2 separate regions of the Homo sapiens genome follow, and region 2 is linked to region 1. Evidence: read pairs that join two places in POLR2A ChIA-PET (ENCODE). Cell type or tissue: PC-9. All regions are shown on one strand. Each heading gives the region's core, and the rest is flanking DNA. Links, peaks and the distances in the headings are about the cores only. Region 1 has its middle 39 kb from the start of RNF128. Region 2 overlaps FRMPD3 (FERM and PDZ domain containing 3).

Region 1 (15,475 bases), core at 11,476-15,475:
AGAAAAAGTAAAATGTTTAAATAATAATACAATTTCTATTAGTATATTAGATCACTACACAATAAATTCTATGTCTTGGGGCTCATGAAATAATGAGCTAAATCATTGCAGCTTATATTCAAATCTTCGAGTGTCCACTCCATGCCTAGCACTGGGCTAGCACTAGGAACACAATACAATACAAACAAAAATAAACAAGGCCCCTATTCTCATGGAACTTAAAAGTCTCATGGAGGAGAAACACATCCAAATAATTGCACAAATAAGTGAGACAAATGTGTCAATGGAAACATGTGATTTATATTAGAGCTTTTTAACAAAGTGGGGGGCACTAGGAAAGTTTTTCCTGAGGAAGTAAACTTGAGGTATAAAGGACATGCAGCAAAAGGTGTGTTTGAGAATTGAATAAGGACTGATATGGCTGGAGTGCAGAAAGTGAGATACAAGATGAGACAGGCAAATAGACAAGAGCTCTTACAGACTATGCCGTCTTATAGGCTATGGCAAAGACTTTAGAAGTTTGTATCTTTAAAGCACTGGGAAGCCACTGAAAGATTTGTGGCTAGTATATGCCATGATTCAATTCCTGTTTTAGAATGGTCACTGTCTGCTGGAAGGAGAACGGATTATAAGGAGATTGGCAGAGACTGCTATAATAGATGTACCCTAATACCTGTTCTCTTCTTCTATAGTAATAGATCTCCCAATATTTATCTGGGAACAAAGCTACCTAGAATAAAGAATACCTTGCTCTGCTTCCTTTGTAGCTAAGTAGGCCCTATGACCAAGTCCTGACCAATGGGAGTGAGCATATGTGATATGTACAATTTTGGAACCATTCCCTCAAAGGTTAAGAGGGAATGTTTTATTTCCGTCCACCCTCCACTTCCTGCTAGCTATAAAGTGAGCATAGTCATGAGACATTGTGGATCACGCAGAGAAGAGCAACACCCTAGGGATGGCAGAGCAACCAGCTATTAGGAGCCAAGGTCCTGTCATTGTGGAGCTGCCATACCAGCTTTGCACACTGCTTACCACAGTTTTGGCTGTTACATGAGACAAAAAATAAAATTCTGTTTTCTTTAAGTCACTATTATTTTGAGTATCTGAACAGAAGTTAAACCTGTATTCTACAAATGTAGGAGGCAAAGGTGAAAGCAAGGAGACCAGCTAGGTAACAAATAATATTGAGAGAGGTAGATATATTCAATATAAATTTTAAAGGTAACATTAAAATGCAGATTTTGTTACAGTTAAAATATAGATTTTTAAATGTAATAAGTACTTTCATTCAGGTACTTAATATTAAGTACAAGTAGTTGAAAAGGTCTAGTAATGTTAAATTTTGACAGCAATATATAGTAGTGGTTCTAAAACTTAGCTTCATATTGGTATCACCTAGAAAGCTTCATAATTACTGTGCCTGAGATGCACCTCTAATTGGGGTGTGGCCTGGGCACTGGAGTAGCTAAAAGGTCCCCAGGTGATTTTAATGTGCAAATAACTTTGCAAATCATTGGTATATAGTACTGTTTCAAGCATTTGTTAGTTTTATTAGAGCTCAAGTGTCACACAATGCTTTAAACTCACCTCCTATTTAGGCTCTGTAATTTCATGTACTATTAATGCAGCTTTATTATGAATTGTGCTGCTGGGAAGGAAAACATTAGAAATTGGTAATTTGTAAACAACTTTTTCACAGAGCTCTAGTGCGTTTCATTTGGAAAAGGCCTTATAGATAAATCCTAGTCTAACCTTGTTTATTGTGCAAATGAAGTAAAGGGCCCAGAGAGATTTTTATTTTCCCAAGGATGTGATACTAGTTATTGCAGAGTTGGCACTTGTGGAAAGTTTTGGGTTGTGAGATGCTCCATAAATGTTCAGAGTACCACTTAAAGTAAAAGTAAACATCAAACATTTATAGATTGGAAGTTGAGGCACAATGAGTTTAAAATGAAATGGCAGCAACTTATTTGTCAAAACCAGAACTAGATCCAGTTACTATACATCATGTAGAAGTTGTATGATCTAAAGTTCTTAAACTTGAAAGTGCATAGAAATTACCTGGAGAGCTTATTTAAAAAGCAAGTTCCTAGGTTTCCCCTCAGATTTTGATTCAAGATGATGGAGGGTGGGACCCAAGAACCTTCATTTTAGTAAGCTTCCAAGGGATCCTAATGTAGGTGTTCCACAGACAAACTAAAAACACTGAATAAGCACTTAGACCATTCACCTTCCAGCAAATTATCTTGAGTTAAAAAAAAAGAAAGAAAATTGTATTGATGGGTATTTATTATTTTAGGACTAATTCTACTCAACTGCAAATTTTTAAAAACAATTTAAAATTGTATTTGCAAGTTATGACTCTCTGAAAACCATAAAAGGAAAATGTAAAAGCACTTATGTGCATTATATATGACGATGGTTACCATAACGTCATGTACTTCAGGCGGAAGCAGAGCAAGATGGTCAAAAAGAAGATTCCACCAATTGTACGCACAACAGTAACACAAAATTGAACAACTATCCACACAAAAACACCTTTATAGGAACAAAAAATCAGGCGAGTGATCACAGTACCTGGTTTTAACATATTAAGGAAGGAGGCACTGAAGAGGGTAGAAAAGACAGTCTTGAATTGCCTACACCACCCATCCACCAGCAGCAACCACGTAGTGTGGACAGAGAATCTGTGTGCATGGGGGAGGGAGAGTGCAGTGATTGTGGGACTTTGCATCGGAACTCAGTGCTGCCCTGTCACAGAAGAAAGCAACACAGGGCAGAATTCAGCCAGTGCTCACAGAGGGAGCATTTAGAACAGCCCTAGCCAGGGGGAATCCTCCATCCCAGTGGTAGGAACCTGAGTTCCAGCAAGCCCCACCACCACAGGCTGAAGTTCTCTGGGGTCCTAAATAAATGAAAGGCAGTCTACACCACAAGGACTGCAATTCCTGGGCAAGCAACAGTGCTGTGCAGGGCTCACAGGCAGTGAGACACTGGCTAAGGCAGCCAAGGGAGTGCTTGCATCACCCCTCCCCCAACCTTAGGCAGTGCAGCTTACAGCTCCAGGAGAGACTCCTTCCTTCTGCTTAAGGAGAGGAGAGGGGAGACTAAAGAGGACTTTGTCTTGCAACTTGGATACTAGTTCAGTCAAAGTAGGATAAGGCACTGGGCAGAGTGCTGAGGCTTCCATTCCAGGTCTCAGCTACCAGATGACATTTCTAGACACACCCTGGGCCAGACGATAACCTGCTGCCTAGAAGGGAAAGACACTGTGCTAGCAGGATTTATCACCTGCTGACTAAAGAGGTCTTGGGTCCTGAATAATCAGCAGTGGTAGCCAGGCAGTACTCACTGTGGGCCATGGGTGAGACTCAGAGACATGCTGGCTTCAGGTGTGACCCAGCACATTCCCAGCTGTGGTGGCTACAGGGAGAGACTCTTTCTGCTTGAGGAAAGGAGAGGGAAGAGTAAAGGGACTTTGTCTTGCAGCTTGGGCACCAGCTCAGCCACATTGGGGTAGAGCACCAAGCAGGCTTCTAGAGTTCCTGATACCAGGCCTTTGCTCCTGGATGGTATTTCTGGACCTTCCCTGGGTCAGAGGGGAGCCAGTGCCCTTAAGGGAGAGACCCAGACCTGGAAGCATTCACCACAGGCTGACAGAAGAACCCTTGGCAGTTAAACATCAGCGGTAGCCAGGCAGTACTTGCCACAGCCTGGGGTGGTGATGGCCACAGGAAAAAATTCCTCCACTTGAGAGAAGTGGAGGAAAGGGTAGAAAAGATTTGGTCTTGCAACTTGGGTACCACATCAGCTTCAGTAGAATAGAGTACTGGGTAGATTCCTAAGGTCCCAATCCCAGCCCTTGGCTCCTGGATAGCATCTCTGGACCCTCCCAGGATTGGGTGAGGAACTTGCCACCCTGAAGGGAAGGACATAAGCCTGGTTGCATTTGCCACTTGTTAATTGTAAAGCCGTAGGGCCTTGAGTAAACATAGGTGGCCGCCAGGAATGGTCACCATGGGTCTTGGGCAAAACCCAGTGCTGTTTGCTTCAGATCTGACCCAGCACATTTCCAATGGTGGTGGGAACAGGGGTACTTGTATCAACCCTCACTCAGCTCTAGGAGGTTCAGCACAGAGAGAGAGATTCTGTTTGTTTGGGAGAAAGTAAGGGAAGACAACAAGAGTCTCTGCCTGGTAATCCAGGGAATTCTTTTAGATCTTACCCAAGACCACCAAGGCGGTAACTCTGTGTGTCTACAAGAGACACAGAATTACTGGGTTTGGAGTGCCCCGTAATGAAGATATGGCTGCAGGGACCAAAGACTTACACCACAATACCTAAGTCCCTTTAAAGACTTGGCAAGCTTCCTTAAGCAGGATGCGTACAAACAAGCCCAGACAGTAAAGACTGCAATAAGTACCTATCCCTTCAATTTCCAAAGTCCACAAGCATCAACGCCATCCAAGCAAACATTACCTCACCAAATGAACTAAACAAGGCACCAGTGACCAATCCTGAAGAGACAGATATATGTGATATTTCAGGCAAAGAAGTCAAATGAGCTGTTTTGAGGAAGCTCAAAGAAATTCAAAGTAACATGGAGAAGGATTTCAGAATCCTATCAGATAAATTTAACAAAGAGATTGAAATAATTTTAAAAGAAGCTGAAATTCTGGAGCTAAGAAATGCAAATGACATACTGAAGGATGCATCAGAGTCTCTCAACAACAACAAAAAGATCAAGCAGAAGAAAGAATTAGTGAGCTTGAAGACAGCCTATATGAAAATACAAAGAGAAGATAAAAGAAAAAAAGAATAAAAAAGAGTGAAACACACCTACAAGATCTAGAAAATAGCATCAGAAGGGCAAATCTAAGAGTTATAGGTCTTAAAAAGGAAGTAGAGAGATCAGGGTGGAAAGTTTATTCAAAGGAATAATAATAGAGAACTTCCCAAACCTAGAGAAAGATAGGAATATTCAAGTACAAGAAAATTATAGAACACCAACCAGATTTAACCCAAAGAAGACTACCTCAACGCATTAAGTAATAAATTTCCAAAGGTCAAGGATAAAGAAAGGATCCTACAAGCAGTAAGAGAAAATAAACAACTAACATACCAAGGAGCTCCAATATGCCTGGCAGCAAACTTTTCAGTGGAAACCTTACAAGCCAGGAGAGAGTAGCATGACATATTTAAAGTACTGAAGGAAAGAAACTTTCATCCTAGAATAGACTATCCAGATAAAATATTCTTAAAACATGAAGGAGAAATAAAGACTTTCCCAAACAAACGGAAGCTGAGGGACTTCATTGACACCAGACCTGTCCTGTGAAAAATGCTACAGGGAGTTCTTCAATCCAAAAGAAAAGGATGTTAATGAGTCATAAGAAATCATCTGAAGAGACAAAACTCACTGGTAATAGTAAGTACACAGAAAAACACAAAATATTATAACACTGTATTTGTGGTATCTAAACTACATATATCTTGAGTAGAAAGACTAAGAGATGAACCTACCAAAAATAAAAACTACAACAACTTTTCAAGAAATAGATAGTATAATAAAATATAAATAGAAAAAACAAAAAGTTAAAACATGGGAGGATGAAGTTAAAGTATAGAGTTTTATCAGTTTTCTCTTTGCTTGTTTGTTTGTTTATTTATGCAATCAGTGTTAAGTAGTTATCAGTTTAAAATAATTAGTTATAAAATATCATTTGCAAGCCTCGTGGCAACCTCAAATTAAAAAACCTACAACAAGTACACAAAAAATAAAAATCAAGAAGTCATAACACCAGAGAAAATCACCTTTACTAAAGGGAACACAGCAATGAAGGAAAGAAGGAAGAGAAGACCACAAAACAACCAGAAAACAAATAACTAAGTGTCAAGAGTAAGCCCTTAATTATCAATAATAAGATTGAATATAAATGAACTGAACTTTCCAATCAAGAGATAGACAATGGCTGAATGGATGAAACAAAAAACAAGACCCGATTATCTGCTATCTATGAAAAACACACTTTACCTCTAAAGACACATGTAGACTGAAAATAAAGGGATAGAAAAATATATTCCCTGCCAAAGGAAACCCAAAAAAGAGCAGGAGTAGCTATCCTTACATTAGACAAAATATATTTCAAGACAAAAATTGTAAGAAGAGACAGAGATCATTACATAATGATAAAGGGGTCAATTCAGAAAGAGGATATAACAATTGTAAATGTATATGCACCCAACACTAGAGTATCTAGATATATAAAATAAATATTATTAGAGCTAAAGACAGAAAGACCTCAAAAAATAATAGCTAGAGGCTTCAACACCCTACATTCAGCATTAGACAGATCTTCCAGGCAGAAAATCAACAAAGAAACATTGAACTTAATCTGCACTATAGACCAAATGGACCTAATAGATACTTACAGGACATTTCATCCAATGGCTGCAGAATACACATTCTTCTCCTCACCACGTGGATCGTTCTCAATGATAGACCATATATTAGTCCACAAAACAAGTTTTTAAAATTCAAAAAATAATGAAATTATATCAAATATATTTTCTGCCCACAATAGAATAAAACTAGATATCAGTAACAAGAGGAATTTTTGAAACTATACAATCATATAGAAATTAAATAATATGCTCCTGAATGACCCATGGGTCAATGAAGAAACTGAGAACAAAACGAAAAATGTATTGAAACAAATGATAATAGAAATACAACATATCAAAATGTATCATATACAGCAAAAGCAGTGCTAAGAGGAAAGTTTATAGCAGTAAGCACCTACATTTTAAAAGTAGGAAAACTTCAAATAAACAACCTAACAATACATCTTAAAGAACTAGAAAAGCAAGAGCAAACAAAATCTGAAATTGGTACAGAAAAGTAATAAAGATCAGAGCAGAAATAAATGAAAATGAAATTTACAGAAATACGAAACATCAATGAAACAAAAACTCGTTTTTTTCAAAAGATAAATAAAATTGACAAATCTTTAGCTAAACTAGCTAAGAAAAAAAGAGGGAAGATACAAATAAATAAAATCAGAGGTGAAAATAGGAAACATTTCAACTGATACTACAGAAATTTGAAGGATCATTTAAGGCTGCTATGAGCAATTATATGCCAATAAATTGGAAAACTTAGAAGAAATGGCTAAATTCCTAGACTTATACGACCTTCCAACATTGAACAATGAAGAAATCCAAAACCTTAACAGGCCAATAACAAGTAACGAGACCTAAGCCATAATAAAAATTTTCCCAGTAAAGGAAAACAGGAGACCAAATGGTTTCACTGCTGAGTTCTACCAAATATTTAAGAAGAACTAATACCAATTCTACTCAAACTATTCCATAAAACAGAGAAAGAGGGAATACTTCCAAACTCCTATGAGGTCAGTATTAACTTGATACCAAAACCAGGGAAAGATAAATCAACAAAAAGAAAACTACAGGTCAATATCCCTGATATATATTGATGCAAAAATCCTCAACAAAATACTAGCAAACCAAATTTAACAACACATTAAAAAGTTCACTCATCATGACTAAGAGGGATTTATCCCAAGGATGCAAGGATGGCTCAACACACAAAAGTCAATCAATGTGATACATCATATCAACAGAATAAAGGACAAAAACCACATGATCATTTCAATTGATGCTGAAAAACATTATGATAAAGTTCACATCGCTTCATGATAAAAACCCTCAGAGAACTGCATATAGAAAGAACATACCTCAACACAATAAAAGCTATATATAACAGACCCATTGCAAGTATCATGTTGAATGGGGAAAAACTGAAAGTATTTCCTCTAAGATCTGGAACATGACAAGGATGCCCACTTTCACCATTATTCAACATTGTACTGAGAATCCTACCTAAAACAATCAGACAAGAGAAAGAAATAAAGGGCATTTAAATTGGCAAGGAAAAAGTCAAATTATCCTTCTTTGCTGATGATATGATCTTGTAGTAGGAAAATCTAAAGATTCCACCGAAAACTACTAGAACAGATAAATAAATTCAGTAACGTTGCAGGATACAAAATCAACATAAAAAAGTTAGTAGCATTTCTATATGCTGATAGCAAACAATCTGAAAAGGAGACCAAAAAATTTATTCCACTTAGCAAAGCTAAAAACAAAATAAAATACAGAGGAGTAAACTTAATCAAAGAAATAAAATACCTCTAAAATGAAAACTATAAAACATTGACTCAAGAAATTGAAGAGGCCAAAAAAAAAGAAAAGATAGTCCATGTTTATGGATTGGAAGAACCAATATTGTTAAAATGTCCACAATACCCAAAGCGATCTATGGGATTCAACACAATCCCTACTAAAATACCAATGACATTCTTCACAAAGAGAAAATGAAAATTCCTAATATTTATATAAAACCCCACAAGATTCAGAATAGCCAAAGTGATCATGAACAAAAAGAACAAAACTGGCGGAATCACATTACCTGACTTCAAATTGTACTACACAGCTATAGTATCCAGAACAGCATGGCACTGGTATGAAAACAGACACAGAGACCAAAGGAACAGAATAGACAAACCAGAAATAAATCCATACATCTAAAGTGAACTCATTTTCAACAAATATGCCAAGAACCTACATTGGGGAATGGACAGTCTCTTCAATAAATGGTGATGGGAAAACTGGATATCCATACGCAGAGGAATAAAACTAGACCCTATCTCTCACCATATACAAAAATCAAATCAAAATCAATTAAAGACTTAAATCTAAGACTTCAAACTCTGAAACTACTGCAAGAAAACATTGGGGAAACTCTCCAGGTCATTGGACAGGGCAAAGATTTCTTCAGTAATACTCTACAAGCACAGGCAATCAAATAAAAAATGGACAAATGAGTTCACATCAAGTTAAAAAGCTTCTGCACAGCAAAGGAAGCAATCAACAAAGTGAAGAGACAATTCACAAAATGGGAGAAAATATTTGCAAACTATTCATCTATAAACTAGGGATTAATAACCAAAATATATAAGGAACACAAGCAACTTACAGGACAAAATCTAATAATCCAATCAAAATGGGCAAAAGATCTGATAAAAGATTTCTCAAAAGAAGACATACAAATGGCAAGCAGATTCACGAAAATGTGCTCAACATCACTGATCATCAGAGAAATACAAAACAAAGCTACAATGAGATATCATCTTACCCCAGTTAAAATGGCTTTTATCCAAAAGACAGGCAATAATTAATACTGATGAGGATGTGGAGAAAAGAGAACTTTCATATAATGTTGGTAGAAATGTAAACTGATACAACTACTATAGAGAACAGTTTGGAGGTTACTCAAAAAACTAAACTAGAACTGCCATAAGATCCAGCAATCCCACTGTTAGGTCTACATACAAAAGAAAGGAACTCAACATATCGAAGATATATCTATACCCCTATGTTTATTGCAGCACTATTCACAATAACCATGATTTGGAATCAACTTAAGCGTCCATCAACAGACGAATGAATAAAGAAAATGTGGTATATGTACATAATAGAGCACTATTTGGCCATAAAAAAGAATAAGATTCTGTCATTTGCAACAACATAGGTAGAACTGGAGATCATCATGTTAAGTGAAATAAGCCAGGCACAGAAAGACAAACTTTGCATGTTCTCACTTATTTGTGGAAGATAAAAATTAAAACAATTGAATTCATGGATATAGAAAGATAAAGGTTGGTTACAAGGCCTGCAAGAGTAGTGCAGAGGGAAGAAGCAGGGATGGTTGTTGGGTACAAAAATATAGTTAGATAGAATGAATAAGATCTAGTATTTGATAGCACAACAGAGGAACAATTTGTTGTACATTTACAAATAACCAGAAGAGTATAATTGGATTGTTTATAACACAAAGTGAAGATAAATGCTTGAGGTGATGGATATCCCATTTGCCCTGATGTGATTTTTACACATTGCATGCCTGTATTCAAATATCTCATGTTCCCCATGAATACACCTACCCACACACAAAAATTTTATTTTCAAGTTTAAGTTATGTACTTCAACCTCCAGTGCAATGTAACATAATAGCTTAGGAATGTTCTCTTATTACACCAACACTGGCACAAGATGTTATGGGAAAGTTGTCATTGTTTAAAATTTATTTTATTTGTATTTTTTTAAAATATATATATAGAGAGACGGGGTTTTGTCTTGTTGCCCAGGCTGGTCTCGAACTCCTGAGCTCAAGCAATCCGCCAGCCTCAGCCTCCCAAAGTGCTGGGATTACAGGCATGAGCCACTGCACCCATCCAAGTTGTCCTTTTTTCAGAACTTAATGATTTAACTTGTGCAAAAATATGTCAAGATTTGAAACTAGTATGTTCAGATTATTTAACAGGGAGCCAGTGGTAAAGGCCTGGGTGTGTCTTCCTACCTTTCTCCTTGTTTGTGCATACAATTACACTTCTTTGTAAAGATGCAAAGAAGGCTTGGTTTTATTACCAAAAGAAAGTCATAGTATGCATATTATTCTTTAATTTGCTTTGCTTTCCATGGGTATAAGATCTTTAATAACATGTAATAAAATACCTTTGGGGCATTTGCTACAAATATTTCCCCAATGTATCACTGCCTATTTAAAATAGTTCAATATTGTTGAGTGAGCAAATGTTCCACTTTAATTTTTTCCACTGATATGACAGTCTTTTCCCTTTCACAAGGTTTAATAAATACCCAGGTCTGTGTCTGCTGGTTTTAAAAAATTCTTAATTTTTCAAAAAACATTATTACTTAATCCAACTGTAATTTATTTGGGTGTTTTGTGAGGAGGAAATGAGGAGCAAACTGATTATTTTCCTTCTTTAACTGACTAGCCAATTGTCCCATCACCATTTATTGAATGGTGCCTTCTTGGGTTGTTTTGTTTTGTCTTGTTTTGTTTTTTGAGACAGAGTCACTCTGTCACCCAGGCTGAAGTGCAGTGGTGCAATCTCAGCTCACTGCATCCTCGACCTCCCAGGCTCAAGCAATCCTCCTGCCTCAGCCTCCCGAGTAGCTGGGACCACAGATGCACACCGCCACACCAGCTATTTTTTTTTTGATAGAGATGGGGTTTCATCATGTTGCCCAGTGTGGTCTCAAACTCTAGGGCTCAAGCAATCTGCACGCCTCTACCTCCCAAAATGCTGAGATTACAGGCATGAGCCACTGTGCCTGGCCTTTTTGTATTTTTTATTGATAGATTATAGTTGTGCATATTTATGGGGTACATGTGACATTTTGACACATGCAATGTATATCGATAAAATCAGGGTAATTGGGATATCCATCACCTCAAACATTTATCTTTTCTTTGTGTTGGGATCATTACAATTCTTCTCTTCTAACTGTTTTTGAAATATACCATACACTGTTGCTAACTATATTCACCCTTCTGTACTATCGAATACTAGAACTTCTTCCTTCTAGCTAACTGTATTCTTGTACCCATTAACCAACTTCTCTTCATCCCTCCCTCCTCCTTCCCTTCCCAGCCTCTGGTAACTACCCTGGAGACATGGGAGGAGAAATGAGGCAGGAGAGCTTTTCCTTAGTGTATTTTTATCCTGAATTGTTTCCTGAATACGTAAAATGTGTTAAGATTTTTTAAATGTTCAAAACTTCAACCTATTAAATCCACTGAAAAAAACTGTTAGGATATAATCTTAAACACAGAAAAAGTTATTATAACAAAATGATAATAGCAAAAATATTATTTAAAATTTTGACCAAACAAAAATGGAATGACTAAGTAAACCGAGGTATTTCCATTAATGGAATATCATTTATCCAACAAAGCATTGTCTACAAAGATTATAAGATAAAATATATAATGACTGAGATATTAAATGAAAAACTAATTTAAAAATATATAAATATGATCATGTAACTAAGAAAAAATCCCTACACAAAATAATGAAAAGAAATCTTAAGATAAACAAAGAAATATTATTTTTTAAAATTTGACTTCTAATGGATTTAGGTAACTTCTCATTAATCTGCTTTTAAAGTTTTTCATGAGAAGATTTTTTAAGGAGTAATTTAATTGGCAGAAAAGGATAGATCAAATTTCTGGGATTTTACTAATTATTTAAATGTTGAATGTTGATGTTGAATTTATCACAAAAGACTGTCCATCAGCAATCTCTAAGCTAATGGTTTTGACAACATTTATAATAACAATAATAACATTTCTGTTTTTAGTCTGATAATTTTCTCTGGTGAATACAGGCTTTATTGTGATCCTAAAAACACATCAAAATGATAGGGCTAGTAGCAAAATAATGAACTATTTGTGTTTACTCTTAAATTGACCATAAGCTAATACACAAGACCTTTAATCTTTTCAGTTCAATTATATGAATTATTAGGCTGTTACTAGGTGTATGATGCTAGTAGTACCAGGTACTATGGGAGGGTACGCTAATGAGTAATTGGCAGCTATGATATGATAGCAAGGTTCATATTTGTATTATACATCTGCTGGGATTTATTCAGCAGGTTCTGCTGCTGATTCCCTGAACTCCTTCCCTCTGCTGAGTGGTGTGAACTGTTAATTCTCACCTGCAGGGTCCACTCCAACACTGATATTTCAGATGTTTAAAAGCGGACAAGAAGTAGGGAGAAGAAACAGCTTCATTGACCACCTCCATCAACAACGTCTCCTATTTTTTTATTTTCGGTTGTCCTGTCCCCTTGACTCTAGTAAACCTTCCTGATTCCAGATTACCTGACTTGGACCTTGGACTACCATTGTCCCTACCTTCCTTTTGACCTGGTAGCTTTTTGCTTCCCTGGAAGCCTGATGCCTGTTTGTCTAGTTTGCTGACTCTTGGCCCAGTCAGACTCCTGATATCTCTGTTTGTCTTGTTCGTTCATCTATTCCTTCATCAGCCCTTGGCACACATTGCAATCTCCCCATCCCAGCAATTTTCACAGACCAGTTGACCCCGTAGCGTATGTGTCCTAATGCTCTTAGTGTCCAGTGTGCTCCTGAATAAAAACAGAGCTTGAACTAAAGGAAGCAATGAAACAAATAAAGTTGTCTATACATCTGGGAGAACTAAAAATTTAAAAATGTAAATGTTAAAAATTAAACCTTCAACAACCTTTTTTAGAGTATAACACATGGGGCACAAAAATTAATGGAATGCAGCAACTTGCAGGTATCAATCAATCAACAAATATTTGAGTGCCTGCCATGGGCAAGGCACTATACTTGAAAGGAAAGGAATTCTAGCTACTGAAATATGTTTGTTTTCCAACGAATAAACAAGGTAACAGAGGATATCCCTTGGGGAGCCTGCTAAGAAAACACACACACACACACACACACACACACACACACACACAGAGAGAGAGAGAGAGAGAGAGAGAGAAATTAGAAGAGAAAAAAGCAATAAAATTCATTCTACTAATGCCATAGCAATTAAACTCATGGATCTTAACTTACTCCAGGCTGAACTGGTTGATAGCATATTTCAGCAGGGCTTGGCAAACCAGTTTAGTGTTTTAGATATTCTGAGAGAGGTAACTTTCAGCCTTGTCACGTGGGATTCCCCAGAGTCCAGTTCCTCTTTCCAATCCACTCCATGTTTATGAAAGTGCATTAGTTGGAACAGTAAGAAGAAAAAAAAATGTACTGCAGGAAGTCATCCAATCCTAATAAGTTGACATGTAGAATAAAGTTGATGGTGTTATTTATTACTAAGGTAGTCCTGGTTAAGGGTTACCTGTGTGTACAGCTGGAGGAGGGGCAAGCAAAGGGGAATGTAGATAACTAAAGTGAAATAGAGCTGATGTATCCAGAGGTTATGTTGCTAGAGGTGAGATCAGTTACCTACGTGCAACTGAAATTTCAAACTTCTGTTCAGCAGGGACGTGAGTGGACAATGGTGACTGATAGTTGGAAATATCAGCAAACATCTTAAATTTTATACTCAAATGAATGAGCAATGAACCAGGAGAATAGGTCCAGTTTTTTTTGGCTCCTTGTAATTTTTACCTTTTTACTTAAAATTACAGCATCTTTTTCAATGAGTGCCTATGTGACTGTGACTTATTACAATGAAACCAGCAACTACACTGCAATAGAGACATGTGAATGTGGCGTTTATGGATTAGCTTCACCAGTGGCTAATGCTATGGGAGTGGTAGGCATCCCTAAGAACAATAACTACCAAGCTTGTGACCACAACACTGAGTTTAGTAATACTAAGAAGCCCTGGATTGCGCTGATAGAAAGAGGTAATTGTACATTTTCAGAAAAAATTCAAACAGCGGGCAGAAGAAATGCTGATGCTGTTGTGATTTACAATGCTCCAGAGACTGGCAATCAGACGATACAGATGGCAAATTTTGGTAAGTAATAATTGATTCACAAAGAGAGTTAATGTCCGTTTATCTTAGAATGGTATTTCCATCTAGAACTGGTCTAGGATCTGGCAACAAGGTTGTAAAATAATTTTACTTTAAATTTTCTTGCCTGGCACAACTTGTAATTACTTTATTATTATTTAATATTTTTAATTAATTTGTTCCAAAGACAGTAGCAATTCATGAAGTGATTCCTATTTTCTTTCATGTTTTCTTAGCAATATAAGTTTCCTCAGTGGGCATTATATCGTGAGTTGCTTTTTAATAAACTGTGCCTTTACCTCTAAACATTAAAAAATTTAATTTCATTATTAATTTGCACTTCTCAGTTTGATTTATTTTCTCCTGCAAAAGGGATTGTATGTTTTCAAGTTTGTGAAACTGCAAAACAGTTTCATTATGCTTAAATAATAGCATATTATAAGTGTGTAAAATGTTATAGAAATGAGAACTTGACTCTACTGTATGCTTGTAAGATTTGAATCTTTTTGCGGGACTGATACAAACGAATCTGCAAAAACGTGATATTACCCATTGAAAAGTGTATGGCAGAAATAGGATAACACTGTAATTAACAAAGAAAATAAAGATTTCCCTTAGAAATATTTACTAATGGCTTCTTAAGTAAATAGAAACTTCTAATTTATTAACTTTTTAAAGGAGTTACTTCTGAAAATCACTGGTTTTTATTTATTTAAAAAAACAGTTTCCAAGTAAATAGATTTTTAAACCAATGAAGAAGTAAACTTCTGAACCCCATTTTGTTCACTGTGGATAGGTATGTGTGTTTTTATCAGACTTGGTCTAAAAAAAAAAAGGAATAATTTCAATCAAGGCAAGCGCTGACAGTAAATGAATACAAAATTTTGATAATTGGTGTTATTGCCAAATTTGGCCTCTAAGAAAATTAATGCAAATTAAATTAAACAGATTTTAGAATTATGAAAAGGAGAAAATCAAACTTATGTTAAGAATAGTATGGTGCTTGGAATGTTCCAAGTTGTACACATACAATATCACTGTTTGGTACTAATATTTGAAAACCAAACTG
Region 2 (15,475 bases), core at 4,104-8,103, 870 kb after region 1:
GTTGATGAACATTTGGGTTGTTTCCAGGTTTTAGTTATTACAATAAAGCTTCTATGAACTTTCATGTACCAGTCTTCGTATGGACATATGCCTTCTTTTCTTTGGGGTAAACACTTAGAAGTGGAATGGTCTGAGCATATGCTAGATCTCTTTCTTTAATTTTGTAAAGAAACTTTACTGTTTTCAAATGTAGTTGTACCATCTTTCATTCCCACCAGCCATGTATGAGAGTTTCATTTTCTTACATCCTTATCAGCACTTGGTATTTTCAGTATTCTTTTTTTACTTTAGTCATTCTGATAGTGCGTAGTGGCATCTCATTGTGATTTTCATTTGCATTTTCCTAATGACTAATGATGTTGAGCATCTTTTCATGTGTTTATTTGATGCTACGCATCTTCTCGGGGGAAGTGTCCATTTAGATCTTTGCCTGCTTTTTTATTGGGTTGTTTTCTTATTGAGTTTTGAGAGTTCTTTATATACTCTGGATACAAGCTGTTTGTTAGATATATTATTTGCAAATATTTTCTTCCAGTGTGTAGCTTTCCTTTTCAGTCTCTAAACAACGTCTTTCACAGAGCAAATGTGTGAATTTTGATGAAGTCCAGTTTGCTAATTTGTTCTTTTATGGACAGTGCTTTTGGTGTCATATCTAAAAAATCTTTGTCTAACCCAAGGTTACAAGAATTTTCCCCTATTTTTTTCTAGATGTTTTATCATTTACAGTTTTATATTTAGGCCTATGATCCATTTGAATTAACTTTTGTATGTGGTGCAAGGTATCCATCAAAGTTTCGTGTGTGTGTGTGTGTGTGTGTGTGTGTGTTTTTTTTTGCATATGGATATCCAATTGTTATAGCACCTTTTGTTGAGAAGAGTATCCTTCCTCCACTGAATTGCCTTTGTACTTTTGTTAAAAATCTGTTGTCTATATATATATATATATATATATATATATATATATATATATATAGATCTATTCCTGTACTCTCTATTCTGATCTGTTGGTCTACTTGTCTGTCGTTATGTCAACATCACACTCTTGATTACTGGAGCTTTATAATAATTCTTGAAATCAGGAAGTATTTGTTCTCCAACTTTGTTCTTTTTCAAAGTTGGTTTGGCTATTATAGGTCCTTTGCATTTTCATGTGAATTTTAGAATCACCATGATAATTTCTACCAAAACCTGCTGTGATTTGGATTAGGATTGTGTTGAAACTATAGATCAATTTGGGGACAATTGACATCCTAACAATATTGAGCCTTCCAATCCCTGAACACAGTATTTCTACATTTAATTATACCTTCTATAATTTTCCTCAGCAGTATTTTGTAGTTTTCAGTATATAGGTCTTTCATATGTTTTGTCAGATTTGTCCCTAATTATTTCATATTTTTTGATGCTATTGTAAATGATTTTGATTTTAATTCCAATTTTCAATTATTTCTTGCTAGCATATACAAATAGAGTTGGGGTTGGGCATGTTGGCTCACGTCTGTAATTGCAGCACTTTGGGAGACTGAAGCAGGAAGATCACTTGAGCTCAGGAGTTCAAGACCAGCCTGGGCAACATAGTGAGACCCCCATCTCTATACAAAAAGATTTATTTTTAAAAGAATAGAAATACAATTGATTTTTGTGTATTGATCTTATATCCTGAAACCTTGGTAAACTCACTACATTTGGCCCTTCATATCTACAGGTTCCATATTTGTGGATTTTGAAAATATTCAAAAACAATAAAAAATAACAGTGCAATAATAAAAAATACAAAATTTAAAAATATAATATAATAACTATTTGCATAGCATTTTTATTTTAGTTTAGTTTGAGACAGAGTCTCGCTCTGTCACCCAGGCTAGAGTGCAGTGCCATGATCTCGGCTCACTGCAACCTCCACCTCCCAGGTTCAAACAATTCTCCTGCCTCAGCTTCCCAAGTAGCTGGGACTATAGACATGCACCACCACGCCCAGCTAATTTTTGTATTTCTTAATAGAGACAGGGTTTCACCATGTTGGCCAGGCTGGTCTCAAACTCCTGACCTCAAGTGATTCACCTGCCTCAACCTCCCAAAGTGCTGTGACTTTAGGCATGAGCCACAGCATCTGGCCTACATAGCACTATAGCAATTTTTTTTTTTTTTTGAGATGGAGTTTCGCTCTCGGCTCATTGGAACCTCCACCTCCTGAGTTCAAGTGATTCTCCTGCCTCAGCCTCTCAAGTAGCTGGGATTACAGGCGCCCGCCACCATGCCCAGCTAATTTTTGTATTTTTAGTAGAGACGGGGTTTCACCATGTTGTCCAGGCTGGTCTTGAACTCCTGATCTCAGGTAATCCACCAGTCTCCGCCTCCCAAAGTGCTGTGATTACAGGCATGAGCCATTGCACCTGGCCTTATATAGCATTTTAATTGTATTAGGCATTATAAGTAATCTAGAGGTGATAGAGGTATACAGGAGGATTTGCATAGGTTACATGCAAATACCACAGCATTTTATATAAAGGACTTAAGCATCCACAAATTTCAGTATCCATGGGGGTCCTGGAAGAAATCCTCCATGGATACCAAGGGAAAACTGTAGTTGTAGTAGTTTTTTGTAATAGAATCCACTGAATTTTCTACATAGATGATCATTGATGATGTATTCCTTTTCCACTCTCTCCTATATTATAGTGATATCACTGTGGCTTCCTAGTCCCTTAGTCCATACTGGTTCCACTTTAACAAAATGGGAAACTGGTCTAACCAAGGCTGACTCATTGATAGCTGGGGCTGTGACCCTCAGGGTTTGGGGGTTGTCATACCCTTGGCCAGTAGTTCCTGGAGACCTCCTCTAGGATAGCATAGGGAAGATTGACTCATCAACATTTTTGTCCTTCAGACACCAAGAAGAAGAATGCCTCCCCCATCCCTGCAATTCAGCTCTCACCCTGGGCTTCTGGGCCAGGGCCCTGTGGAGAGTCCCTCCCAGTATCTTTCTCCCCTTGTTTCCATCTGAGCTAGTAAAGGAGCCTTGTATGGCTTGGGGGTGAGTATAACCCCCATGAAAAAAAGTAGGAAAGTCTCTTATAAAAGGAGGAAAGAAAGGGAGTGGTGCCATGTCTCACTTTTGCAGTGAACTGGACTGTCTGCTTGTACCTTGCCATTGTGTGCCCCTGTCACTGAGAAGGCTATCTAGTATCTGCTGAATAAAGTGAACAGTGTCTATGAGACCTGAGCCTCCTCTGTTGTCTCTTCTCCAAGGGGAGCTCCTTCCTCTGTCCCTTGATCTAGCATGCCTTACTGATACTATGAGTATTGTCTGGGATGTAAGGGAGTAGATCAGGGGGTGGGGAAGGAATGTCTCCTTCAGCTGATAGGTTTGGACTGCCCTCTCTCACAGAGTCGGAATGATGTTATTCGAGAACGCTTTGGAATGGATCCCAAGCCAGAGATGCTTTTGGGCCTTGCTGCGCTCCACATCTATATCACTGTCTCAGCCACTCGACCTAGTCAGAAGATCTCGCTCAAGAATGTGGAGTGAGTTGTGCTGCGGCCCGTTGGGATGGGGGGCGAATAGTTGCGTAGGGAAAAGGTACACTGGTTGAGCTATGCTATGCTTTTCAGAAATGTAGGACATGGGATGGGAGTGAGAATTGGAGTCCCTCATATCTAGACTATGAAGCCCTAGAGCTACAGCTTCTACTAGGGAGCTGTGGCTAATGTTATTTTCCTATCCCTGTCCCTTTTTCTTTCTCCCAGTCTCTATTCCTCCATCTCTACCTCTCAGATTCAGTCAATTTCTGTCTTACCATCTTCTCTCTGTCCCACTTTGCCTCTCTCACTAATCTCTTACTTTTCTTCTGCTTTTAGGAAGGAGTGGGGCCTGGAACCCTTTCTTCCCCCCTCCCTCCTGCAGGTCATCAAAGAGAAGAACCTCCGGAAATCTCTCTCTCAGCAACTGAAGGCTCACCAAACACATCCTTCCTGCGGCACCAAGGTATCCAGAGTAGACCACTGGGCATGGTGCTCCAGGCACTACTGGCCACAGGGAGATCCTGGGTGGTTTCCCAGCAGAGTCTGGTCCTCTAGGGATCCTCACCACTGCTTTTGACTCAGGTGCACATACGGCTTGGCCAGGTGTGGGGCAGTTGTGGAGAGGAGTCTTCCCCAAGCCTGAGCATCCCAAAGAGACAGCTGAGTGACACATCACTGAGAGAGCTCAGGGTCCTCAAAGCAAAGGGGCCAAGATGCAGGAGATAATTCTCAGGTCCTTTTCACCAATTAGTCAGTGCCGACTGAGCATGTATCATGTGGAAAGCACTGGACCCTAGGGAGGCACATGTTTTCCATGGAAATGACTAGGCTGGTGTGGTGGCTCATGCCTGTAATCCCAGCGCTTTGGGAGGCCAAAGCAGGAAGATCACTTGAGCCCAGGAGTTTGAGACCAGTCTGGGCAACATAGTGAGACAGCGTCTTTACTTTTAAAAAAATAATTTAAAAAAAATGTAAAAAAAGGAAATGTACCTCTGTACCTCTAATTCATCAGTCCTAGGGTGTGGAATTCTGGGAGACAAAACCCCAGCCCAGGGGAAAGTGGGAGAGTTGGGGGCACAAGACCTGACCTGGAGAATGGGTCACTGGGTGGAATGGTGAGGGATCAGGTTACTGCCTCCACTTTCTAGTGCTCTGAGGGACTCCCACTGTCTGCTTTCCCAAGCCCCGCAGCAGCTTCTTAGCTTTGTAAGATTCAATCTGCCTGTGCTTCCTGCCCTAGAAGCAGGAGAGTGGTGAGACGCACTAGAATCAGCATGCAGATGTACATATGGGACGCAATCGCCCCATACATTCCTCCCATTCCAGATTTCTTGCATTACCAACTAGCTTCTCTTTTAAGATGCAAATTTCCCCGGAGAGTTAAGCCATTCCCACCTTGCTGTGAATATTTAATCAGATTGTTTTCTTCTCAACTGAGAGCATCAGTGCTCACCACCATCTCCTCAGGTAACATTTTTTTCGAGGCACCCCAGTGCTTGGGTTGGAAATATGAAGATGAAGAGGGCCTGGTCTTGGCCCCTGAGTCAGGCACAGTCTAATGGGGAAACACATTAGTCAGTCCCAACACAGTGCATTAGGCACAGGTGCTCTGGAAGCACAGAGGAAGAACACTAAGCCCAGCCTGAGGGAGGTGGAAAAGGCCAGAGCTGGGTCTTGAAAGACAGATAAGAGTTTGTCTAGATTAATCCGTGGGCATGGGTCATGGGAGGAAGTGTTTCCCAGGCAGAGAGATCCATCTGTACAAAGGCCCAGAGATATGAGAAACCATGGTGCAAGGACAGAAATGCAAATCATTCAGCCTAAGCAAGTACAGAAAATGCAAGCTGTGTGCAAGGGGTGAAGATAGGGGCAAGAGAAGAGGCCAGAGAGGTTGGCAGGAGCCAGTTCATGGAGGGCCTTGTGTGCCAAGGAAAGAGGTTGTACTTCATCCTCTAGGCAGCTGGGAGCCATTGAAGGGTTTAAAGCAGGGAGCTGATGTGATTAAACTTATGTTTTAGGATGCTCCCTCTAACAGTGTGGAGGCACTTGAGGGAAAGAGGGAAACAAGTGTCAGTCCTGAAGGTAACCTGGCTGTCACCCTGACACAGGTGGGAATGTCAAGGCAATGACTGGCTAGAGAAGAGGGATGGATAGATTGGAAAAGGAGCTAGGGGGTAAGTATCCAGATGATCTGGTAACTGCTGGCTCTCACATGAGGCGATTAAGGAGGAGTCCAGTGTGACTCACAGGTTTCTGGCTTGATTGCCCAGGGGATGCTGATATAGACCAGGAATGCCTGAAGTGCAGGCTTGGGACTTAGGAATGCTTAGTATGAACGGTATTGAGTGGGACCCCCAGCTGGGGAATGACCAGCATGTACATGACTCTAGGGGTCTGAAACATCTCAGGAGAGAGGTATGGATTAGGTGGGGCGTCAGTTAGTTGGAATTAAACCAAAAACAAAATGAGTAAGCTGGATACTTTAGGAATGAAGATCAGGAGGTAGGACAAGATTTTAGAAAGGGAGATGAGATACTAGAGGGAAGAGCTGTCCAAACTAGAACCTTGCTGCTGTTTTAAGAAGGGCATCTTCACATCTCCACAGTGTCACTTGCTGACTGGTGCCTGTCCTAGGATGTTGAGACTCCTCGTTGAGAACATGGGTTTGCTTTTCCTGTGCCCCTCAGGCTTCTCATATTTCTGGATGGGTTTTTCCACAGGGCTCTGCAATTCAGGCAAAGCTCCAGTATCTACGAATTCTGAATGAACTTCCTACCTTCACGGGCGTTTTGTTCAACACTGTAGGCCTGGTCAGTGGCGCAGGATTGGGGGATGTGGGGAGGGAGCCCCTTGTTGGCTCTTGTCCTTGGGTGTGGGGGCAGGAGGGGCAAATATTTCTAAAGGCCTTCGTTCCTCTTCCTCCTCCTTCTACCTCTTACCTCCCTGGCCCTGCCTCTGCCAAAATGATAAAGTGGGAGGAGATATTTGTTTTGAGTATCCCTCCATGACCTTTTTTTGTTCCTCTTCCTCGATTTGGGGGCGCAGCATACTTTTTCCATAAAGGGCCAGATAGTAAATATTTTAGGTTTTGCAGGCGGGCCATACTGGCAACTGTGGCAACTACTCAGCCCTGCTGTCAGATTATGAAAGCAGCCACAGACAATGCATAAACAAATGGGTGTGGCTGTTTACCAATAATTATTTATGGATACGAAAATTTGAATTTCATGTACTTTTCACATGTCACAAAACATGCCTCTTCTGATTTTTTTTCCCTACCATTAAAAAATCTAAAAACCATTCTTAGCTCCTGGGCCATAAAAAATAGGTGGTGGGTGGTATTTGGCCCATGGGCCATGGTTAGGCAACCCCTGCTCTATTTCATTTTTGTTCCACATACTCCCACAGTCCCCTACCCTAGGTTTCCTGAGTCCTTCTACTTCTCCCCCTGCTTGCTCAGCACCTTTGCTGCAGGAACAAGGCTCTGGGGCAGGGCACAGCTGGTCCCACCCTAAGACTGTGCCCCAGGCTAGTTTACCCTGGTGAAAGGAAATTCAAATCACCTTGCTAATTGGATCCAGGTGCTTGTCTTGCTCCCAGGAGCACATTGTCAGCTAGTGCGGCACATCGGTGGAAAGCCACTTATCAAAGTGCCTATAGACAGGCACAAGAGGTTCCTCAGGGTGATGCTAATACCAGGGAATGGGCCTCCAGACGACCCAAGCTTGATTGCTCCAAGGAATCTGTCAAGACCTCTTAAGGGAATCCAGTCCTTCAGGCCGAGAGGTAGCCATTTACATACTGGGATTTGCAGAACACTGAAAGCCCACTGTCCCCTCCCACCTCCTTCATACACTGTCAAATCTTTCTTCCACCCACCTACCACTGCTAAAATTTCTATTGGCCATACCTGCTGGAGTGCCCATTAAAAGGCAAATCTCTGCTTAACGAGGGAGGCTGCCATGAAGTACCCAATCAACCCTCAACACCTTAGGCAGAGTTACTGTGCCAGTTTAGTTTTTGGCCTGGGTGAGAAGTGCAAGTTTGAGTGGCTGTTGGTGGGGGGAGGGTAAAGACCAGACACAGGATGCCGCCTTCTCAGGCAGAGCACTGGGTGGGGGCCTCAAATGGCCTGCAGCAACAAATGGAAAGCCCCTGGGGCTTGGAAGGGGAGGGTGCTCCAAAGGCCCCCAAACAAACCTCACCTACTTCACGGTTTTGCTTGAGCTAGCCCTTCTGCCTGTGCACTTTACTCAACCTGCTGCTGAGGCTAAGGTGTTCATTTGGACCCATAATCTGGGGCTCTATCCCAGGAACCATTTTCTGTCCCAGACCATTTTCCCCTCCAGGTTGTCCTACTGTGGCACTGAGCCCCAGATATTTTCAGACCCCACCAGAGAGTCCAATGCATGTTTTCTATTTCCTCCTCCTGCCTCCTCTCCCCACCTCCTCCACCCTTCCTTCTGTGAACGTTGCCTGCCATTCTTGGGCACCAGGATGAGAAGCAGTCGGCCACCACGCTCCTGGTGGGACCCCGTCATGGCATCAGCCATGTTATTGACCTCAAAACCAACCTCACCACTGTGCTGTCCGAGTTCAGCAAGATCAGCAAGATCCAGCTGTTCCGGGAGAACCAGGGCGTGGCCCGGGTGGAGACCAGCATCATGGATGCCAAGGTAAGCCCTGCTTTGAGGGCCTCCTTCTGTTTAGGAACAGGCCTTGGGAATAGAGGAAGAAGTAAACTTGAGAAAGAGAATTGGAATCTGTTAGGTGAGGTTCAGTAATTCTGAAGTGGTTCAACCCTGGGACTCTTTGGGCTAATATGTCTCTTCTCAGCCCTCTGGGACATGCCATTTTGACCACATAATAAGGTCAGCCAGCACTAAGGAATGCTATGGAGAGTCAGATCAGCCTGAGACAGTTCTTCAGCACAGGGCAGGGAAACTGGAGAACTTGGAGCTACCCCCAGACCACTGCTTCCCATTTTTCTCATATCATAGCACACAGAAAATTATATTCACAGGCCGGCATGGTGGCTCATGCCTGTAATCTCATGCTTTGGGAGGCCAAGGTGGGCAGATAACTTGAGTCCAAGGGGTTTGAGACCAGCCTGGGCAACATGGTGAAACCCTGTCTCTACAAAAAATTACAAAACTTAGCTGGGCATGGTAGCACACACCTGTGGTCCCAGCTACTCAGGGGACTGAGGTGGGAGGACTGCCTGGGCCAGAGAGGTCAAGGCTGCAGTGAGCTGTGATTGCACCACTACACTCCAGCCTGGGCAACAGAGTGAAACCCTGTCTCAAAAAAAAAAAATAAAATAAATAAAAAGTAATAATAAAGAAAGAAAAGAAAAAAGAAAAAAAAATTATATTCATGTGGAACACTGGGGTAAATGTAGCAGCCCCAGAGACTCTGTCCACCCCAGGTTCTGCCTGGCTGCCCCAGAAACTATAGGAATGAATATCTTGGCCCATCTTCACCCATTCCATGTGCACAGCAGTTGGGGGGCCCTGCCATAGGGACACGCACCTTGAGTCATTGAAGAGAGGGTGTCTGAGCATGTGAACAGAACAGAGGGGGCCTGGGAAGAAGGGGAACATGCAGAGCCTTGTCCTTATTTCACCTCCCAGAGTCCAGCCCTTCCAGAACCTTAGATTCATTCCCATAGATCAACTCCTTCGGACTGGCAAGCAGCTGTCGCCTGTGCAAAGTCTGGCAGTCTTGGTCAGCCACCCCCTCCACAGCTCTCCTGTTTGAATACCAGTGACCACTGTGGGTGGGGGGCAGGCCTGCCTGCCAGCTGGCGGAAGCTCTTAGAGGAGTTGCAACTTTCCTTTCTTAAACGATTTCCCAGGGGGAGATATTGGTAGCAGATTAAGAGGTGGAGTGTTTGCTGTTTCTAAAAGAGAAAATTATTTGCTTTATTTTTGTCTTTGTGAAACCCAGAAAGCTTTAATGTGTTGATTTTTCCACCTGTGATTCACAGGATTCCCATTGGTTTAGGAACTGGCTTGGAGCCGATGTTTAATTGGCTTGCGGCTACCTCCTCAACCAATGGTTGCTGCACTCCTCAGATGTTGTTGGGTAAAAAGCCAAATGGACGGGCAGAGAAGGGGGCAGGGAAGACAAGGCATGCAGGGGAGATGTGGCTTCCTGAGAAATAAAAGGGGTTTAAAATAGAGACACAGCTTTCCAACTGAGTCTTCTATGTTCTGAGTGATTCTCAACATTGACTACACAATAGAATGTCCTTAAGTGCTTTAAGAAAAAAACAGATGCCTGGGTCCTACTCTCAGAGATTATGATTTCTTTGGTCATGGGTGAAACCCAGGCATCAGGATTTATTTATTTTTTTCAGTTTCCTAGGTGACTGTGTAATGCAACCACTTTGAGAATGCACAGGCTTGAGACCTGTATTACCAGAGCTCTGGGAGGAAACAGGCTGAACAGGGGATCAGTGGGTGTTGTCTGAGTGAGGAGCACTATGCTTATTTCTAGGGGTGATCCAGCCACAGTTGTGGGAATGAATGCTGCCCTGGAGAGGCTACATTGTCATTGGGGAGACTAGATTCACAAAGACACATGACCTGCCTTTAAAGCACAATATCAGAACATGTATAGAGCTCTGGAATCAGACAAGGCTCAAATCCCAGCCTTCCTGTGTGACCTTCAGAAAGTGTCTTAACCTCTCTGAATCCCGATTCCCTCAACTGCAAAATGGAATGCCTATCTCAAAAGGTTTTTATCAGGATTATTATTATTATTTTTAATTTTAGAGATGGGGGTCTTGCTATGTTGCCCAGGCTTGTCTTGAACTCCTGGGCTCAAGCAGTCCTCCCAAGTCGGCCTCCCAAAGTGCTGGGATTACAGGCATGAGCCACTGCACCCGGCCTGTTGTGAGTATTAAATGAAAAAATGTACATAAAATGTCTTAGCATACTGCCTGGCACACAGTAAGTACTCAATGAATGAGACCTGTTATTTTTTCAAAAGCAAAACATCAGTAAAGAAAAAGTAATATGAAGTAAATGTTACAGACAAGTGTGATGTGGAATATGGAACAAAAGAACAGGAAGGAGTTAATCAGATCTGGCTTCCCACAAGAGGGTGTTTTAAGCTGGATCTTGAAGTGATAGGCATGAATTAGCAGAGAGAAGTGGGATGTGTTCAAAGGCAAGGAGCAAGCACAGAAATAAGCAAGCCATATGTGCAGGTCGATAAGCATAGTTGCTTGGCTGGAGAGGAGAATAACGAGAAAAGAGATTGAAGAGATTGGGGGTGGGCAGAACAAGTTGGTTAAAAGCCTCAAAGGCCAGTCTGTGGAATTTAGATTCAATGTGGTAGAACAGTGAGAATCCACAGTAGGTCTTTGAGCAGAGGGGTGATCAAATAAAAGTTGATTTGGACCAGGGTGCAAGATGGGGGAGAGCAAAGCTAATGTCGAGCTAGGGCAGTGAGGAGGGGATCATGGCACTAGTCCAGGAGTGAAGGGACAAGGGCCTGTGCTGGAGGGACAGCAGTGGTAATGAGAAAAAAAGAGGAGATGTGAAATATGCAAAATCAGTAAGATGTGGGTGCATATTCTCCCCTGCATACCACTCTTGCACAGACAATGCACGTGTCTTATTATACCTAGCCCTTCTGCCTACTTCATGGGTCCCAAGTACTCTGAAGAATGGTACTATGTGCCCAGCAGAAGCAAAATGGATGATATTGTAGTGAAAAGAGAAAGGGAAGATTGAGGGAGAAAAAAAGATCAAGGTTTAGATTTGACAGTCATTTAGTATGAACTTGCTGTTGCTGGGAAGCATGCTAAACACAGAATTTATTTTATTTTATTTTATTATTATACTTTAAGTTTTAGGGTACATGTGCACAATGTGCAGGTTTGTTACATATGTATACATGTGCCATGTTGGTGTGCTGCACCCATTAACTCGTCATTTAGCATTAGGTATATCTCCTAATGCTATCCCTCCCCCCTCCCCCCACCCCACAACAGTCCTCCAGAATTTTTTGTTTTTTAAATAAAGAGGCTGGGCACAGTCGCTCATGCCTGTAATCCCAGCATTTTGGGAGGCCAAGGGAGGCAGATCACTTGAAGTCAGGAGTTCGAAACCAGCCTGGCCAACATGGTGAAATCCTGTCTCCACTAAATCTCCACTAAAAATGCAAAAAAAAAAAAAAAAAATCAGCTGGGCGTGGTGGCACACACCTGTAATCCCAGCTACTTGGGAGGCTGAGGCGGGAGAATTGCTTGAACCTGGGAGGCAGAGGTTGCAGTGAGCCGAGATCATGCCACTGCATCCCAGCCTGGGGGACAAAGTGAGACTCCGTCTCAAAAAAATAGAAAAAAAATTAAAAGACAGAAAAAAACATGGCTTGCTGGGTGCAGTGGCTCATGCCTGTAGTTCCAGAACTTAGGAAGGCACAAGTGAGAGGATAACTTGAGCCCAGGAGTTCAAGACCTGCCTGGGCAATATAGTGAGACCCTGTTCTCCACAAAAATGAAAGAGAGAGAGAGAGAGAGAGAGAGGGAGAGAGAGAGAGAGAGAGAGAACCATGGCTCCTTGCCTTCAAAAAGCTTACCTAGCTTGTAGGATAGAAATGGACATATACAGCCCTGCACGGTGGCTAATGCCTGTAATCCCAGCACTTTGGGAGGCTGAGGCGGGCAGATCACCTGAGATCAGGAGTTCAAGACCAGCCTGGCCAACATGGCAAAACCCTGTCTCTACTAAAAATACAAAAATTAGCCACGCATCGTGGCGCACACCTGTAATCCCAGCTATTCTGGAGGCTGAGGCAGGAGAATCCCTTGAACCCAGGAGGTGGAAGTTGGAGTGAGCCCAGATTGTGCCACCACACTACAGCCTGGGTGACAGAGCGAGACTCCATCTCAAAAAAAAAAAAAAAAAAAAAAAGCACAAATACATGGCACACAGAAGGAAGTGCCATAGGAGAGCTACCAAGAGCATGTTAGGGGAGTACAGGGAAGGACAAAATTCTGGCTGGGGGTATTAAGGAAAGCTTCTTAGAGGTGCTTATATCAGCAATATTTGTGTTTAGTAAGAGGTGGCTCTGGGAAGGAATTGGGAGAGCAGGGTTGGGAAGCTTCTTACTAGAGAATGGCTTCCCTGGGCTCAGTAAGAATCTACCCACCGAGCCAGTGGTGTGCTGGAGCTGGCTCACACAGTGCATCAGAGCCAGCTGGGCACATCTCTCCCCATCTCTTTGTTCAGTGCCATCATGTTAATAGTTTGAAAGCAGCCATGGTGGGTGTATGTACACCAGGGAAATTGGCCAATGCTACAAATTACTACTTGAAAGAACTGGCTGTGGGCTGGGTGCAGTGGCTCACGCCTGTAATCTAGCACTTTGGGAGGCTGAGATGGGTGGATTGTTTGAGGCCAGTAGTTTCAGACCATCTTGACCAACATGGCGAAACTCTGTCTCTACTAAAAATACAAAAATTAGCTGGGCATGGTGGCTTGCGCCTGTAATCCCAGCTACTCAGGAGGTTGAGGTGGGAGGATGGCTGGAGCCTAGGAGGCAGAGGTTGCAGTGAGCCGTGATCATGCCACTGCACTCCAGCTTGGGTGACAGAGCAAGAGACAGTCAAAAAAAAAAGGAAAGAAAGAAAGATGAAAGAAAGAAAGAAAGAGAAAAGAAAAGAAAAGAAAGGAAGGAAAGAGAGAAAGAAAGAAAGAGAGAGAGAAAAAGAGAGCGAGGAAGGAAGGAAGGAAGGGAGGGAAGGAAAGGAAAGGAAGGAAGGGAAGGAGGGAGGAAGGGGGGAGCGGGGGAGGGAGGCAGGAAGGAAAGGAAAGAAAGGAAAGAAAGAACTGCTTGTGAAATGTTTACCAGCACACAACTGCATAGGTTACACTGAAGAAGGACTGTCTGAACATCCTTAACAGGGGACATGGAAGTTAGAAACCAGACTTGGCCCATTTCCCCCTAGACAGGCCACTCTGGTCTGGTAATATTCTGTAAGGGTCTGGTGAAATTAAGATGGTTCATTTAAAGTAGTTCTCAGCCCTGACTGCACATTAGAATCATATGTAGAGATTTAAAAACCACTGGATGCCCAGACTCTTCCTCCCAGACCATTTAAAATAAGAATTCTGGGGGGTTGGGGCCCAGGGGTATACAGGTCTTTACCACTTCCAGGTGATTCTAATTTGTATCTGGCCTGAGAACCACTACCTTAAGTGATATTCTGCCTTGCCCCCAAATTGGCTGGCTGTGCCCAATTAGCCTTTCCCAGTGCTGTGGAGGCAAGAACCAAATATACTGATCCCTTGGGTCTCTAGACCATCATCTTTTACCCTTCCCCTCCAGGCCCCTTGATTCCATCCTTTTCCTGTTTTCAGGGATGCTAGAGTGAGCGAAGGCTACCCCAGGGAAAATCCTTTTCCTAGTTGGCATTTCAGAGTGCTAAGTGCCTGTTAGCTCCCAGGGCACCCTGGGAAGGAGATGTAGCTGAAGCATGTCAAATTAATCCCTGCTGTACCTTCTTCTGGCTGGCTCATGCCTCCAACTCCATTCTCCTTTCCTCATGCTACATTTGAAGATGGCCTGGGCATATTAATTAGTTTTCACTCAGCTTACTTGCTCTTAGTGGAGCAAACATGAGGTAGTATTCAAATATCTTTCTTCAAGAGATGGCAGCCTGGGACTGAGGCATACCTGGGCCATTACCATACCCCATTACCACAGAAGCACATAAGGTGGAAAAAGAAATCATCAAAGGAATGTCCCAAGGGATATCTTGTGGCCCAGTATGTGTCCTATTCTCATGTTTGAGCTTTATTTCTCTAGTGATCTCTGTAGGGACAAGCGTTACATTACACGTCATGATCATTAAAATCCTATCTAAAATAAAAAATTGTTTTTGAAGGTTTCTAAGGAACCTGTCCAACCTTTTTGTTTGCCTGCTTTTGATTTCATTTTTACCTGTTGGCAAAAATTTCATTTTTCTCTTGGCAAAAATTTCATTTTTCTCTTGGCAAAAAGTGCATTTGTGTTCCTTTTACTGCGAGCTGCATTTGGCCCATGCTGGGGCCAAGTTGGCTGTCTGGGGATGACAAGGAGAGGCTCCTGATGAGCTGTGCTGTGCTGAGCCAGCTGGGGTTGTGCTTGGCCCTCTCTGTGCACGGGATTTTGCTTTCGTGCTGTTTTATTACTGGCACTGGGCTATCTTGGGGGTAAGAGGGGAAACTGAAGTGGTCAGACAATGAAGTCAATCAGCCATTCTCCCAGCCTCCAGTCAGTAATTCTGTCCATTAGCCAGCCAACCAGCCAGCCAGGCAGCTCAGCGGTCAGAATGTGAGGCTGTTAGGCATTCTGTCTGTCCTGAGCTGGCTTGTCAACCAGGGCATGAGTGAGTCAGACTGCCCTGCAGCCGGCCAGCTCATTAGTCAGCCAGCCATTCAGCCTCTACTTTGGTCAAATGGTCTCACATTATATTTGTCAGCCAATGCTATTTTCTCAAAGCTGTCTCCAGTGTCTGAAACCAAATTAGTCACACACGCACACATTCACACTTACCCACCCACGTACCACTCCAGGACATTCTACGTTTGGGTAGCTCTCTATACGTTTTCCTCAAAGTACTTATCACACCTCGCAATCATATTTATTTGCATGGTTATTTGATTTGGGTTATGTCTTATTTCCTGCTCGATTGTAAGCTCCATGAGGGCAGGAACTAGGTTGGCCTAGTCCTGGAATGAATGGATGCATCTTTCACTTGGTCATGTTCTCCAGGAGGCATCTAGCCAGTTTATGGCAGCTTGTTGGGTGGACAAAGCAGGGCACAGGAGCATTTCAGCCAGAGGGAACAGCATAGGTTAAGGTATGAAGATGTGAAGGAACATGAGGAACTGTATTTGTAATTGCTGGAGTATAAGGTGAGGGACAGTGATGGGAGGGGAGCACCAGTGGAGTT

The links. Peaks named below come from ENCODE experiments on the same cell type or tissue, not always from the same donor. Only the 100,000 strongest peaks of a DNase experiment are listed, where the experiment ranks them.
Region 2: POLR2A ChIA-PET joins it to region 1 with 5 read pairs; 1 of 35 experiments calls an interaction of 5 or more read pairs at or near these places.

The regions. Positions count from the first base shown.
Region 1 is chrX:106,680,000-106,695,474 of GRCh38, forward strand. It overlaps a transcript of RNF128 not described here. Among named protein-coding and RNA genes, the nearest start is that of RNF128, 39 kb to the right of the region's middle. In PC-9, for the core only: no CTCF peak of the experiment used is centred there; DNase peaks (open chromatin) are centred at 12,912, 13,292 and 13,602; H3K4me3 peaks cover 1,332 bases; H3K27ac peaks cover 2,135 bases.
Region 2 is chrX:107,556,869-107,572,343 of GRCh38, forward strand. FRMPD3 (FERM and PDZ domain containing 3) reads left to right here. Exons shown (of 15, transcript NM_001388459.1): 9 at 3,389-3,525; 10 at 3,859-3,985; 11 at 6,243-6,332; 12 at 8,019-8,198. Among named protein-coding and RNA genes, the nearest start is that of FRMPD3-AS1, 19 kb to the left of the region's middle. RefSeq lists enhancers at 4,427-5,224, 6,023-6,818, 6,819-7,616. In PC-9, for the core only: no CTCF peak of the experiment used is centred there; a DNase peak (open chromatin) is centred at 5,793.